Regions from separate parts of the Homo sapiens genome. Here region 1 is linked to region 2. Evidence: read pairs that join two places in POLR2A ChIA-PET (ENCODE). Cell type or tissue: IMR-90. All regions are shown on one strand.

The links. ChIA-PET counts read pairs that join two places held together with the same protein. Peaks named below come from ENCODE experiments on the same cell type or tissue, not always from the same donor. Only the 100,000 strongest peaks of a DNase experiment are listed, where the experiment ranks them.
Region 1: POLR2A ChIA-PET joins it to region 2 with 12 read pairs; 2 of 35 experiments call an interaction of 5 or more read pairs at or near these places.

The regions. Positions count from the first base shown.
Region 1 is chr9:78,853,996-78,856,495 of GRCh38, reverse strand. No RefSeq gene overlaps it. Among named protein-coding and RNA genes, the nearest start is that of PSAT1, 560 kb to the right of the region's middle. In IMR-90, no CTCF peak of the experiment used is centred here; no DNase peak of the experiment used is centred here.
Region 2 is chr9:78,706,601-78,709,100 of GRCh38, reverse strand. No RefSeq gene overlaps it. Among named protein-coding and RNA genes, the nearest start is that of PSAT1, 410 kb to the right of the region's middle. In IMR-90, no CTCF peak of the experiment used is centred here; a DNase peak (open chromatin) is centred at 1,260; H3K4me3 peaks cover 201 bases; H3K27ac peaks cover 484 bases.

The DNA.
Region 1 (2,500 bases), 150 kb before region 2:
TGGCAGAGATGGCTGATTGCAATGATTTAACTGCGAGCCTTTGTACCCACCCTCATGCTCTTACTCACTCTCACATCCTCATACTTCCACATCCTGAGCCCCAAAATGACTTTCTTTCTTTTTTCTCTGGGAATGGAGCCTGGGTCTGGACCAGGGAGTGGCTAGCCACAAAGAGAATAATTTGGAGGTGTATCCGGACCTCACAGTGGTAGGCTGGGCAGCCAAAGCAGTGAACAATGTCTTCTGTTTATGCTGGGGTGGGAGGGAAGATGAACCATTTGAAATGATGCACAGTTATAGAGTTCATGCCCTGGCCAGATTTTTCCCAGTCTCATTCTAGCATCAAAGAGGATCAGATTTACAAGCAAACCTAAAAGCAGGGCAGACTTGGAAAAAGGGAGGCAAATGGGAAGGAATCCTGATGTTGTTTCACTTATTTTGCTGAATTCCCACCCACCTGCAGCTGTCCCATTAAGGAATGAACACATTCCAAAGAGAAAGGCAAGAACATGGACCTGCTAATGATCATTTTGGATACAGAAAACTGATATGAAAGACTTGTACAAGTCTGGCTTGAAATAGTACTGGATCCTGGAACCACTGTCTTTAGGAACCAATCATGATGAACCCTGTATACCTGCAGCCACATTTGTTATCAAGCATGGAGCCTGTCCTGGTTCCTGCATTAGGCTTCACTTTCCAACCTATAATTGCATTCGTCCAGATACTTTGCCTTACATTTTTAATTCCACATTTAATGTGGACCAGAGGCTCTCTTCTTTTGGTAACATAGAATATCTACCCTTGCTACTTCTGGTTCTTCAGGAACTTGAGAACATACCCCTCTAGTGCTGAGCAGTGTGGCTAGTATTCACTCTAGGGGTAACCCTGACTCTGAGAATGGGGAAAAATATACATAAGTTTATAAACAAACCTCTATGAACCATTGATCCAATAAATGACCAAAATGATTAGCTGAATGATGTAATCTGTTACCACGTGACAATAGAAGGTCTGTCAAGTTTGTGAATCCAATGAGATATAAATGGAAAGAATAGCGTCATTGAGTAAAATGAAAAGAGGATGGCCTTATATATTTTCTTTTGCTGAGATCATAGCTCTGTATAGAAGTGGAGGACATTTTACATAAGCTGCAATGTATGTGATATAAAAACATAAATTTGTAAATTTGAATGCATATGAAGAAAAGCTTTTTTTAAATAACACTATCTGATTTTATATACTCTATCGAGAGGCATGCTTCTACTTTATTTGGGCTGTTTTGCTGTGACAGCCTTTAAAATGTATAAAAAATGATCTACGTTTCTCAAATTCAGTTACTATTATTTTAGAGTAGGGATACTTACTCTGAGACTCATAGACACCCCACCCACCCAGAGGTTCTTTGACATAATTCAGAGGGTCTGAGAATTTGAGTAGAAAAGCAATACATTTTCATTTTCACTACTCTCCGGCTGCAATTTAACATTTCATTCAGTTATGAATGTAGACCACAAAGTACACTGGCTTTGTCACTATCTGTGACTTTGTCACAAATACATACTACAGGTGTTCTCACATCACATTACAGTTATTCTAGATATCTCATCATTTATGTTATTTTATGTTATGTTATCTCTTCTTTCAAATTATAGCTGTTATTAAAGTTGCTATTAGATTTTGCTATTAGATACATAGAGAAGGACACACATTATTACTATATCACACAATTTTAATATTCATAATGGCATTTCGGTATAATTGATTTCCTTTGAAGTCCTATATATTTTCCTACGTATATTTATAGCTCTATTTTTAAAAGGGCTCCATGGGCTCTGTAGACTGTTAAATGGGTTAACGACACCAATGAACTAGTTAAGAATACTGGTAGTAAATAAATTCTGGTATTAGCCTGTCTTCCATTTCATTTAGTTAGTAGGAGAGATAGATTCTAGTGACTCTTCATCTATAAATGTGCTTTACAAACTCTTCTCATTCCACATACCAGCCAAAAGATTAAAGCAGATATTTTTTTTTGCATCTCATGGTACACATCAGTGCTAGAATGATGAGAAGCTCATTATAAGTCTCATTATCCAAATGTTGAATGTTTTTCATGGGATCTGTGGCTGTCAAAACCAAACACAAAACACACACAAAAAACACACCAACAAAGTATAATAACTAGGGTGACCATAAAATTTATTCTCTAAACCAGGAACGTTGAGAGTGGAAAGGACACTATTAATAATTTGCCAAGACAACAGTTGTAAACTGGAACTGTCTCCATGAACCGTGAGGTATGCCTAGTCACCCTAACAATAATTTAATTTCATGTAGTACTAATAACTTTTTTTTTGCCTATTTCCATCTTTGAGTCATGCAGCCAATCTCACTCATCATAAAATATATTAAGAAAAGAAGTGGGAAAAGTCTTCTGTTTACCCCTGCAGAGCTCTCAAGTGAATAAATCTTAGTTGCAGGACTCCAGATCTGAGTT
Region 2 (2,500 bases):
TATTTGTCATGTTACTTACAGACAAAAACTGACATCCCTTTTCCTTTAAAATAACAATACCTAGTTTATCTAAAACTTGTGACTATCCTCTGACTTTTTAGTGATGAAAATAAACACAACAGAATTCAAAATATAAACTGTCAGTACAGGTCAAAGGCTCAGGCCAATTATATTTTACCTCTGAAAGATCTGGATGGGTTACACCCTTCAGTTCAGCTCTGCCATGCTTCAGTAAATGGTGGGCACTCAGTAATTCTCACTGACCTCATGTGCATTAAGAATTAAAAGCTTCAGCTAAGGTTTGGCAGAATATTAAGAATGGAAGCCAAGTTAAAAAAGCAGACACACAGAATCACATAGATCCTACCTCCAATTTGTCTCTCACAATTCCTCATTTCACTTCTATGTGCCTGATTCAGACATTATCTCTGGCCTGGCAATAGCTCTTGCTTTCAAGCAGCTTCTAGAACTGTAAACCAAGGCAAGGGCCATCTATGAAACAAATAAATATATACAGGATCAGATTGACATCAGACTTCTCATCAGCAACTCTGAACATTACAAGATAAAGATGTATTCAAAGTTCTACAAGATTCTTAACCTAAAATTCTACAGCCATACAAAATATCAATCAAGCCTGAGGATAAAATATACATATGTTTAGATATGCACAGCTTCAGAACATTGGTAACCCAAGTGCCATTTGTGAGGAGAATTTTGAGTATGTATTCCAGATAAGAAAATGAAGTTGAAACCAAAAAATGGAAGACATGGGATACCAAAAAAAAAGCTAACCCAGGAGGGCAAGATGCACTGATATTGTTCCTAACAATTCTTTGAACAGTAAGTGAATCAAGGCAGTGACCAGCCCCGGTTACAGCAGAAAGCTGAAGTGATCCTGAAAGGTTTTCTTTGGAAAGAAGTATACTTAGTGCAATAGATGAGCCTGAGTAATTTTAAGAATATGGTAAAAATTCATTTTTAACTTGACAACAATGGCAATAAAATAAATTACATAAGACAATAAATTGATTGATGAAGTCAATTAAAAAAACAAACAAACAGGAACTCTTCCTCCATCATGGTATTTTTTGGAGCCTCCAAAAAAAAAAAAAAAAAAAGAGGAAAGAAAGAAACAGGAGTAGCTACTTTTGAATGAGTCATTCTAAAATATTTTAAAAATGTAACAAAAGTGAACCCATTTGAGTTGGACATTAGGAATTTTCTTCCTCCAATTGTAAAAACATTGTAACACTGGATGTAAAAAGAAGAAAATGAATGCAATGCCTTTAATTGAATTTGTGGTAAACGGTATGTACATGGCCACAGAAACAAATGGTATTTATTGGTCTTTAGTCTTCACTTCAGTAAAAGCTAAAGACAAAGCACATAACAATTACAGTTTCAGAAAGGGAGAGAACTGTTTCACTGTGACTATGTAAAATTAAAGAAGAGTCACCAGAAATTAGGTAGTAGCAGGGCAAGAGAGGAAATAGGAGGAAGAGTAAGAATAGAAGCATAATCATGAGATGTATAAAAGTAACCACAAAGGGAACTAAAAATAGCAGAGTATAAAAGTGGTTGCCTTTGGGGAGTGAAACTGAGGTTGAAGAAGAATAAGCAGAAAAAATATGCTTTCCATTTCAAACTCCTCTTCACTTGGGAAAAGTAAATTAATATACATTATGTATTTCCTTTAAGATGATATAAGTAAAATATATTAACACAGACAAAAGAAACAGGAGTCCTTAAGTGAACAACGCATAGCACGATCAGAACTATTGGTTTCTAAGGGCACACATATGCTTGGGGAAAAACCTCAAAGGACAGATACAAAATCATTCATGGTTCTTACATTTAGAAAGTTAATTACTGGTGATTTTCGTTTTCTTCTTTACAACCTCCTTACATAGTACCTAATTCCTTTTTTGCAATGATCACATATCTTAAACACACAAAAAAGGTTTTACTATTGCAAATCAAATTTTAAAATGTGGCCAGAATCCTATAATTAGCCAATTATAAAATATCCATACACTTGCTTCTAAATTTTGTATATATTTTTAAATATTTTAAATATTAAGTGGGATTATGAATATATATTCTCTATAAAATGGGATCATACAGAACATGTCACAATTTTTTCAAGCTATTTACCATCCATTTATTTACAACATGTTCATGCCTCCATTATATCACTATTGCACAAACTGGCAGGCACATTCACTTGTCCAATATGTCTGTTTTCCCCCGAGTATAAGATCCTGAAGCTAAGAACTATGATTTAATAATTCCGTACCCCTAATCTTTTACCCAGGAAAGGCATGTAATACATACGTTGATCAACCTGACAATAAGTTTGACGTACTTCCCTCCTGTGCATGCAGTTACCAAACATTCCCTTTCAGAAATATTAATGTTCGTGCACACAACAAAAGTAGCAGGGCGGCCGGGCGCGGTAGCTCACGCCTGTAAGTAATCCCCACACTTTGGGAGGCTG